Linked DNA regions of Mus musculus: regions 1 and 2 are each linked to region 3. A link is a contact called in ENCODE Hi-C or POLR2A ChIA-PET data. All regions are on one chromosome and are shown on one strand. Each heading gives the region's core, a stretch centred on a gene start or an enhancer-like site at or near the end of the contact. The rest is flanking DNA. Distances are from core to core; before and after follow the strand shown.

Evidence for each region. A loop is a pair of places that touch in the nucleus more often than their neighbours do. ChIA-PET counts read pairs that join two places held with the same protein, here RNA polymerase II (POLR2A).
Region 1: a loop to region 3 is called in a map of v-Abl transformed pro-B cells, with 4 times the contacts of the local background. The contact joins the promoter of Zfp983 here to the promoter of Ppp2r1a in region 3. A Hi-C loop is called at or near these places in 2 of 37 maps with a recorded cell type or tissue (T-helper 17 cell and v-Abl transformed pro-B cells). POLR2A ChIA-PET finds 5 or more read pairs at or near these places in 2 of 5 experiments (Patski and embryonic stem cell).
Region 2: a loop to region 3 is called in a map of v-Abl transformed pro-B cells, with 3 times the contacts of the local background. The contact joins the promoter of Zfp229 here to the promoter of Ppp2r1a in region 3. A Hi-C loop is called at or near these places in 1 of 37 maps with a recorded cell type or tissue (v-Abl transformed pro-B cells). POLR2A ChIA-PET finds 5 or more read pairs at or near these places in 1 of 5 experiments (embryonic stem cell).

What each region holds. Positions count from the first base shown.
Region 1 is chr17:21,648,793-21,652,456 of GRCm38, reverse strand. Zfp983 (zinc finger protein 983) reads right to left here and starts at 1,846. Exons shown (of 7, transcript NM_001357098.1): 1 at 1,585-1,846; 2 at 512-654; 3 at 112-190.
Region 2 is chr17:21,731,979-21,735,553 of GRCm38, reverse strand. It overlaps Zfp229 (zinc finger protein 229), which reads right to left and starts at 1,830. Exons shown (of 6, transcript NM_001164676.1): 1 at 1,596-1,830.
Region 3 is chr17:20,943,556-20,947,180 of GRCm38, reverse strand. It overlaps Ppp2r1a (protein phosphatase 2, regulatory subunit A, alpha), which reads right to left and starts at 1,727. Exons shown (of 15, transcript NM_016891.3): 1 at 1,598-1,727. The coding sequence starts at 1,675.

The sequences.
Region 1 (3,664 bases), core at 597-3,096, 710 kb before region 3:
AAGTCTCCAGAATTATTTCTAGTGAAACAGAAAGTGGCAAAACTGATTTCATGTCCCACTTCCACATTCACTTGAATCCCTTGCCATCCTTTCACCAATCCTCCAACATACCTGGATCCTTAGGTACTGTCTCCTCCCTCTCCACCTTCTAGGTTTCCACAGATAAGCAGGTCTGGGTGATCAGTGAACCCTGCACATGAGAAAAAGAGTATTTAGCAAGCACCTTCATTTCTGGCACAGCACTGTGCTCAGGAGATAAAAAGAAAATTCTACGGCGATCCCCCAATTCTCATGCAGTGTCAGAATACTGAAAATATTTAGGAAGCATTTTCAGTTAGTGTAACTTGAACCTCACTTTCAGTCACAGCTCAGTCAAGTCTCAGGGGCACAAATGGAACTGAATGACTGGGATGAGAATATGATACACTAGAGAGGTTCTGAATTTATTATGGACTAAAAAAGGATGGAAGCTTTACACTGTCAAAGATCTCACAATTGCAGAATAACTTGCCTCTTCCTGAGGAGGAACAAGGGAGGCTGGAAGCAAACTGTTCTCACCCACACAAACCAGAGTGCTGAAATTCTGCAACAAGGCCTTCCCAGAAGGGTCCTGACACTGCCTGTTCTTCTGGAAGTCCACAGTCACACCAGTGGCTGAGAAATGACCACAAAATACAAAACAGCAGTTTAAGTCCTTGTCCTGGTGCACACCTTTAGTCCCAAATGTAGGGATTAAAGGCGTGTGCCAATACCACCTGGTTTATAATGCGCAAACTGTGAAAATACTGTGACCTATACCCTCAAATAGCCTACTGTGCCTTTCCAGGTTCTAGGAACTCAGCACAAAAACACGATTTTCTTTTCTTTCTTTCTTTCTTTCTGTCCTTTTGTTTTTTGTTGTTGTTGAGACAGGAGCTCATCATGTAGCTCTGGCTATCCTGACCTCACCAAGCAGACCAGGCTGGTCTCCAACTCTTTGATCTGCCTGCCTCTGTCCTCCCTCCCCCATGCTGGGATTAAAGATGCATGCCAACAAGCCTGGTGCATTTATAGCAGAATATTGCATTTACATCAGGGAGTGCATGTCTCCGAAGGAAAGGTAATGGTGGGTATAGAGTTTACTTTTAAATGTTAATGGTTAAAACCATATCTATGAAACTCGCAAAAAAATATGCTTTTGGATTCAATTACATTTGCAGCCACTCCTTTCATGACTGCTGTCTAAAAGCTCTCAGCAGATGCCAAGTCACCAAGTATGTTCACGGGTATAACAAGGGAGTTAGCATGGATGAATGTAAATTCCAAGAGCTTTGTCCTTTTCACCTAAATAAAGAGAACTGTTTTGCAAGCATCAAAAGATAAATTCAAATATTCTCCTAGACCACTCTACTATGAATATTTTGGCAATCAGGTGAACAATAAAAAACAAATCAGGATTACTTCAGTTCATATGACCTAAAATTGTGTTGACAAGGGAAGAAACCCACAGCAAAACTTCAGAGCTTGCTTCCTTAGGAACAGCAGAGAAACTGATCACAGCCTGGTCCCCTCCCTCCCCTTTCCCAGCCCCTCAGCTTCTCTGACCTGGGAGGATCCAGGGCGGTAGGGAGGCGGGTCCAGCTGCTGCACTGCAGACTTCCCCACCATTCCCCGCGCGGCGCCCACGTCAGCCCCGAGTTTTACCTTCCCCGAAGTCCACCCTGTGTTCTGACCCCAGGTCTGCACCACATGATTCCCCACGGTGCAGGCCTGCTTGCTCTGCACCTGAACAGGTCATTGACACTCAGGCTTTGGCTCTCAGTACAACTACCCAGGCCTCATCAGCCGGTTCCCAGCTTCCGTTTACGTCACCCCCTAACTCCTCCCACTCTGAACACTTTTCTACATCACACACCCGCCTCAACAGGCCACATCCTCACACCCTCTGTTTCCGGGTAAGTGGCCCCGCCTTACGGAGATAGCTCCCTCCCATTCTGTGTCAAGCTGCCTTCCACACAGCTCCAGATGTCAGGCTGAACAGTCTCCCCTCATGCTTGCTGCCAGCCTAGACCAGAAGTGAGAAGTGGACCTGCTAGGAGGCTGTGCACCCAATGTTTGACACACACAGTGAGTTTTGAACCCTTTATATCCAAGATAGCCTGACACCTGGACTTGACAACCAGCCTCTGGGCTACATAGTTCATACCAAACAGCAACAGGCTCTCCCATCCCAACACACAAACATGAGAAGCCAAAATACTGAAATTCTGACTTAGGGAGAGACATTTAAAGAACTTAAGTCAGAGATCTGGTAGCTTTTGCTACCAGCCCAAGGCAGAATTCACCCCGCAGTGTACTGCTTTCACCACAAGAAGGCAGACTTGCCAGTTCACTAACTCAGAAAGACATTAGCCTTCTATGACTCATACTTAAAGTCCTTTGAGAGAAAATATAGAATTTCTTCCTTCTGTCGTTCCTTCCTTCCTTCTTTCCTTCCTTTTTTAATAGAGTGATGGGTGCAGAGACTCTTGACTATCCTGATAGAGAAAATAAGTAAAACTTAAGCCGTCAGCTACACCATCAATCTCTACCTCTGGGGACACCACCAAGGAAGAAGAGGTGGTTAGGAAATAAGAAGGGAAAAAGGAGGGGAAAGGCTAAGACACGACACAGCATTCTCCAGACCATACAACTATTGTAATCAGTAACCAACAGCAGCTGTCTTTATGTGCACTGGCCTCACACAAGACCACAGTCAGTGTAGGTTAGGGAATGGCACACACAACCTCTCAGATGTTGACTATGGATAGATTCATAGATTCTAGAAGAGTGATGTGCCTTTAGCATATCAGGGTCCAGCACACATCAGGCTCCAAACCCACAGTCTCACAAATGGCTCTGGTTCATCTCAGTGGATCACAAGCAATATGAATAGATATGGACACAGTAGAGTGACTGTTGGAATTGTGAACCAGGATAGTGGAGAGGTAGGAGATGAGAGTGGGCAGTATTTGATGTGAGCGCACAAATGCACACACACATTCTGTGTGTATATACATGTATATGTGAGTGTAAAATAGTTAATAATAGAAAGATTGGGAGGATTCATTCATTCATTCATTCAGGACAGGATTTTGCCATGTAAACCTGTTTTTAAAGGCAACAGTTTAAATGATTACATCAGTCTGTAATTTATTGCTTGGTAGCATCAGTATCTTATGGGATTTTTGTTTTTGTTGACTTTGTTGTTGTTTTGCAAGATAAGTTGGCCTTGAATTCACTGAGATGAACCTACTCTGGCTCTAGCATGCTAAGGTTACAGACATGTGCCACCATGCTGGACTCATTATCTGCTTTAGAAAGAGCTAATATCAAGAGTCAGGAGTTGTCATTAGTCTCCCTGTGGGAGCCCCACATTTTATGGAGACTTTGGTGACTCACTGTAACTATTGGCTACAGGAGGCATGCAGCCAGCTCTTAGAGTGATTGATGGACTAACTGCACAGCAGAGGCATTTAGCCTTGCACCTCCAACCCCCGAACCCCTGACTAGGCAAACATCAGTCCCCAGCTTAAAAAGCTATGGTTCAGAGGCAGTGTCTAGGAAAGGGCTGGCGTTCAAGCCTATGATTTGTAGCCCATGGTCTCTGCTGCCTGGCCCGCTGTCAGCTCTGGGGGGCACAGCT
Region 2 (3,575 bases), core at 581-3,080, 790 kb before region 3:
TCTTCTGGCCTCTGTAGCACAAGGCATGAAAGTGGTGTAGACATACATGTAAGCAAAAACACACAAGCAAATACAAAATGTTTTAAAATTAAAAACCCCTCAAGAGCAGAAATGAAACTTCATGATTGGGATGACAATATTTTAAACTATTGAGTCTCTGAATTTACCATGGGGCAGAAATGAAAGAAACCCAACACTTCCCCAAATGAGAAACATGGGGAGTAAAGAACACTTCATAACAATGTCCTTTCCTGCTTTGAGAATCTCTCCCTGTAATGAGCTGTGGTGTGAAGTTCAGCCACACTGAGCTCACACACGTGCGGCCCCTTCCTTTGAGAAGGAAATTGAGGATGAGAAAATAATAGATCCAGAAAACTCTTCTCACACACAGTAACCAAAGGCTGTGCTTCTATTGTAATCATTCTAGAATAAGCACTCTGAGACACCACTGCCAGTGAAAGAATAGATGTCACAGATGGACCAAAGGTGGGAGAGCTCTGAAAGGCCTGGTCTCCAGGCCAGTTCCTATATGCATTTTATAGTCTATAAGCACAAGGTGGGGCCAGAAGGAAAGTAAGCAGGACTTCCCTGAAGCATCAAGGCAGTTAGCTTGGAGGTTTTTCAAATGCAGGTTACAGCTGACAGATGTAAGCTTTGCGGGTAAGGTAGGTAAGGGCAAGACTTTTGTTTCCGCCACCTCTCCAGGTCATTCTGTTCCAAGTAGCAAGATGAAGTTGCAGAACACTACAGCAGTGCTTTAAGTAAATCATTCAATAAATCAGTAATTCAGTATCAAATAAATGGTCTTTTCTACCTTATCCCACTTTAATTCTAACATGAAGTCTCTATGCAAAAAGCCCCGTGAAGAGAGTGTAGGCATTCCCTCTTTTCCTGGGACAAGTCCACAGCCACATCACTGGAGATCAACAAATCCTGAAATAAAAAGCAACACTTTGGCCACCTGCCCTTGAGTAAAGTGCAGGTTATGAACCAAGGGCACATTGAATTGGAGACTGTTTTCTGAAGTAAGTAAGCAGCCACAGTTATGCAAAGGTCCTTTCTACTGTGGTGCTTTGTCACTGAACATACTGTAGGGTCTGATATCTTCACACTCAGCATGCATAAGGTGACTTTCTGGACTCTAAGATGTAACATTAAGACCCTCACCTGGAATACAAGATTTTGAGTACTGTATTTACATCATAGAATGTGTGCATCTCAGATGTCAAGTTAGTGATAAAATTCTACAGAGTAAATATTAATGATTACAACTATAACTGTGGAGTTTGTGAAAATATATTTGTGATTCTTCTGTCGATCCTTATGTGACTAATATCTAACAAGTTTTTTAGGTTGACAATCCACCAGCTCTAAATGCTACTCTCTTGAAAAGCTTGGATAATTTAAAGTGTTTTGTTCTTTCCGAACTAACAAAGAGAATTGTGAGATTTTTAAGAGAATATGTTGAAAACCTTACAAGAAAAAAAAAAGTCAGGAATTGTCCAGTTCTTAGGAGCTCATGAGAGCAGAGTCCTAATGAGTAGCCCAGAAACCGATCACACCCTACTCCGCTCCAGCCCCGCAGCGCCTCTGACCTGGGAGGTTCCAGGGCCGCCGGGCTGCGGTTTCCGCCGCCGCGCTGCTGACTCTACCAGGATGCCCCGCGCGGCACCTGCGGCTCTCGGGAGTTTTCACGTCTCCGCAAGACCCTGGGCAGTGTCCTTGGCCCAGATTCTGCACTAGGTGTCCCCGGAAATTTCTGAGGGAAAGGCGAGTTTTGCTGAGGCCCTCTCCCGCTTTTGGGAATATGTTGCCTACTCTGGTCCCACCCACTATTAAGTGTCCTCTCACCGTACCCAATCCCGCCCACCTACTTCCTGTTCCGTTTACTTTCCCAAGGGTCCCAGCTATGTTGTTCTGAAAACTGCAAGTATCCAACGCCCACTGGGCGGCAGACACCTTAAGAAATGTCAATTGCCATGGGAAAGGGTGAAAAGGGGGCAGTGTTCTCTAAGGACGGCAAATTAGAGGCAGACTACAAAACAGTTCTAGAGACTGTTCAATGGCGTGAAAGCCCAAAGAAAGGGTTCAAATATCTGAACGAAACTTAAAAATGACAGAACAAAATGACTGGAGATCAAGAAATCACAAGCAAAGGGTGGAGAGAAAAATGAGGACTAAATAGATGAATCCAATAAGGCCAGGTGTTAAGGAAAACTTAATATGAAGTAACGGGGAAAAAGGAAATTCACTGGGCAGTAGTGTTGCAAGCCTGTAAAATCTCAGCACTCAGAAGGCAGAGCCAGGCCTGAGTTCAAGGCCAGCCTGGCCTACAGAGTGAGTTCCAGCACAGCCAGGGCTACATAACGAGATCCAGTCTTGAAAAAAAAAAAAAAAAGTAGAAGCTCTCAGTAAACATAGGCTATATTTCTTGGTAATCTGTTCCTGGCATTTTTGACTTCCTTAATTTTCCTGGTAAACGTTGTGCATGTCCCTTTGCGTGTGTCTATGTGTGTATGTGTTGTTGTTGTTTCTTCAGAGCAATATGTCTTCAGTGTTTATGTCACAGGTCGCGTGGAGTATCAACATCCTGAATCTTTGATGCTTTGATCTTGGGATTCTTTGTTTAAAGGCTTTCTGACAGCACATTGGCAGGCATCAATTTCTTTACAGACATTGAAAGGAATTCGACCCTCCCACCCTTTACTTGACATCAGGCACATACTGCTTTGGGTAAAGACACTGTTCTTCATGGGAAAACCTTGTCATTCCCATTACTGACTGGGACAACAAAACCCTTTTGCTCTTTAAGCAGAACATAAACAAATACTTCCGTGGCCAAGTGCCTCTCGTAGAAACTACAAAGTTAAGTTCTTCAGCCACTTAAGTGGCTAAATTTTATGAACACAGCATCAACACACATAAAATAGGACTCTAATTACAATGCTGCCTACTTGTGTTGGACTGATCAAATCTAAAATAGAACAAACATACAATTTGTGTTAAAAAAAATCAAGTAAAATATTTGGGGGTTATATCCCCCAGGGAAAAAGATTCCCAAGGAAGCCATCCCACTGAGTTACCAATTTCACAAAATAAGCCAAGTAATTATCCTTTGCTTCTCACATGCTGAAATAATAAAATATGAGTGCTTCAAATTAGAGGCAAGATATTTTTCCATTTAGCTTCAATGTTATACTAAAAATACTGTTTTACTTATTAAAAACAAATATGTACAGTTTTTAAACTTTAAAAACTATAGCCCATGTATTTTAGTCAAAATATAGATCAACAAACTGAAGAGATATCATTAAAGAAAAACAACAAAAACCAGTAACCCTAGATTACATTACACATCATTCGTTTTGTTTTGTTTGTTTTGTTTTGTTGGTTTTTTGAGGCAGGGTTTCTCTGTCTAGCCCTGGCTATCCTGGAACTTACTCTGTAGACCAGGCTGGCCTCAAACTCAGAAATCCGCCTGCCTCTGCCTCCCAAGTGCTTGGATTAAAGGTGTGTGCCACCACACATCATTCTTGACCAAGACTGAAAACTTGGCAATTTCCTGAGTGAAAACT
Region 3 (3,625 bases), core at 478-2,977:
TTCTCCTTAAAATTTTCCATAGTCAACATAATGCCTATTTATCTGTGACCACTCACTAAAAGGTTAATTCCTTTAAGGCAAGTTTTGTTCTTTTGTTCTTCAACTATCCAAAATACCACTCTGAAGAAAGGCCCAGCAAACACTTGCTGATTCACTCTTTCAACATTGACAAGTCTCATTCTTTCTTACATGTGGTAATATGCAGATTTAGTTCTGTTTACCTGTTTCACATCTAGCCTTTGTACAGCAACCAGACTGCTTCTTTCTTGATACAGTGTCACCAGGCTAGCCTTGACACTGCCTTTGCCTCCTGAGTGCTGGGATTGCTAGCATGCATGCACCACTATACCAAGCTCTGGTCTCCTTTATGACCCAATAACATTCCTCATGCTTTGCATGTGTTTACAGAACATATGCAAATAAATTCATTCAGTATACCCAAAACCAGATTATTATTCCCATTTAACAGAAGAGAAACACAGACTGCCTGAGTCAATTTGCAAAAATTGCAAGATCCAGGAGTACAAATCCAGTCTTGCCAACAATGGAACCAGAGTCACACATAAATACGTAAGACTTAGAGGATAGGCCCAGGTTCAGGAAGGTGACTGAGTGCAGCATGAACAATTCTATATAAAAGGAAAAGCAGAGGGCTGTAGCACAGTGCCACAATAGCCACACCCCCAAAATAATTGCTAACATTTATAGAGCCTTTACATACAGCCAGTTTCATTTTACTACTTTTCCTCGGCCACCGAGGGAAACCAGGACTATTATTAGCCGCTATTTGTAGAAAACAGAAGCCAGGGGCGATGAAATAATGTGCACACAAGGTCATCCTCAGGTGAGAGGATGCGGCCTTGAGGTCTGACCTCTTTTTCAAATCCAAAGCAGTCCGACAACTCTGGGGTCCTGGCTCATTCTTCTCCCATGAACCAGAACTATCAACTCTCTTGGCAGGCCGGCTTGGGACCAGGTCGGAGAACAGGTGGGTCTGTGCACGTTACCCACCCCAGCTACGGCTAGTTAAATCTCAGGAGAGGATACTTTCACCGCCTCCTTCCTCCTCCTTCAGGAGAGCTAACCCAAAATACAAGGTGGAGGTCGGTGAAGAATGGACAGAAATCTCGGTATCAGTCCCCAATCCCAATATCAGTCCCCACTCCTTCCAGTTAAAACGAAAACATTAAAAGCAATGGGAACTCTACCCGGGTCGCCAGGACCCCTGAGGGTTTCTACTCAGCAGGTCACGCGCCCCCGCCGATTCTCTACAAAGAGCCATTCTGAGTCCGCCGCCAATCACCGACTGGCAGGCGGCAACAAGACCGCCACCCTATCTCGGGCCGCCCAGGCCCAGATCTGGGGCGGCCGCGCGCACTCAGGTAGGACCCTCGAGGCTTGCCCTCCGCTTGGCCGGGCACCCAATGAAGGCTGCCATCTCATCGAACCTTGCTATTAAGAAAGATGAGACCTGAATTCTGATTGGCTGCCGCTGCTTTCCGCCACTCCCGGAGAACCCGGAGCCATCGCTCCCACATTCCGCGAAGATCCCCGTCCCCGATCTCCCCCACACACTCTAACGGAAGGATCCCCGTACCTGAACGTCCTCATTGCGGAGTTCATCTATGAGCACCGCAATAGGATAGAGCGAATCGTCACCGTCGGCAGCTGCCATCTTGGCTCCCTGGCGTTTCTATCAGGCAGCAGCGAGCTCCAGGCGGAATCCGGGATCGGGCGGGGCGGTGCCGGGGAAAGGACGCAAAGCGGACGTGGGGGCGCCCGAGCCGCCCTACAGGGGCCGTCCCGCCGCCATTGCCGCACAAGCTCGCGTCTGTTTGGTCTGAACCAACCAAGTCCCGCCTACTTCTCATTCACCATTGGCCGGACGAATGAGATGTTTTTCCCGAAGGACGAGAGGAACCGGAAGTGAAGTATCTTAGTGACCAAGATTGTGCCCGCCTACGTCGCTGCTAGCAACCACGGGAACAAGCAGGTCTAGCTGCCAATGAGAGTCGAGGGTGGGAGGTGGCTAAGATGGCCCCTTGGGGAGAGGCGGAGAAGACTTAAGCTGGAGTCTTGGGAGCTATGCGTGACGTAATGAAGGACATGCTTGTCTGGTTCTGCTATACCGGTCTCTGTAAAGGAGGGACTCCTAAGTAGGGAGATTTGCCTTGCTTGGTTTCTAGGATGCGGTTCTGGGGCTCTTGGCGTTCAAGGCTTTATTACCCACCCCCCTTACCCGGAAGAAATAGAGCGGCCAGAGCGAGTCTTCATCCTGCCGGGGAGCTTCTAGGTAGCTAGTAAAAAATGAACAAGGTCGAAAGTTTTTTGAGGATGGACCTCTGCCTCATAATGAGCTTGGGCGCTGTGATTCACTTAGAAGGCGAATATAAAACTATCACAATCCTTTCTCCTTAAGGTTGAAAATATGAAAGGGAAGAAGGTGGGCATAGCGGGGTTGTTAGATGCTATCAAGGTTGTTAAAGCGTGGCTATTTCTATACTTGATTTTTGTTTTCTCCTTTCGACTCCCCTCGCCTCTCCCCTCCTCCATCATCCTCCCCCCCACACCTCCATTCCTCCCTTCCCCCTTCTTCCTCTCCAATTAGAGAGAAAATTGAGAAAGCACCCTCACAGAGAGTGGAAATAAACAAACAAACAAACAAACAACCCCCCCCCCCTCACAGAGAGTAGGCGTTCCTAAGTAATGATGCAGATCACATATCTCTGGCCCTGAATAGGAAACACTTGGTCTTGTGATAACGAACAGAAGGCATAGCCATGTGTGAAAGTGCACATGCTTTCAATCATGAAACTCAGGAAGCAAAAACTTGTCATCTTTCTGAGATTGACATCATCTTGGTCTACATAGTGACCTCCGGGCCAGTCAAAGGTCTATGGTGTAACCCTCAAAAGACAGCCATACCATTGCCTCATCCCATAAGAGTTAATCCAAATGGTCTGGCTTAGAAACTTCAGTTTATACGCTACCTCACTAAAAGAGTTTGGCACAATGGTACCATTGTCTATTCTTTGTGAGTGTATTTTCTTTTATGATCTCTCTGGCCATTCTTCAGTTTCTTTCCTTTATATGAACTCTTCTATACTGTACTTTATGTGTTTCTGAAACCAATCAACAGAAAACTGGGGAACTCAGGAGAGGCTATGGAGAGGAATTCCAAACAGTGCCTTCTTGGACCATTTTTGATTTAACAGATCTTTTGGAAAAAACATCCTCTTGCCTGTCTCCTCTCCTTTCAGATATAGTAAAGTTTTCTAGTCTTACTTTGAACTGCCCTAGGTTAAACATTGTAGGAAGCACTGGATTTCTTAACAAGTACAAGAAGAGGGTAAGTTTAATTAATTAGTACTAGGTTGTGATTGGTAATGGGCTTACTGGCATTTCTAATCAATTTATGTGAATTATGAAAACTAAAAAATAAGGTTTTATTTACTTTTTTGATTTTAAATTTGTATCCTTTATCTCTTATGCTGAAAAACACTAAATTTTTAGTGACATTGACATAGTCATATTTATGATTAATGATTACATTTTAGGATATTATGAAATAGTAAATGTTATTCAGTTATGCCGTGGGCAACACAGCTGGACATCAACAGGGCCT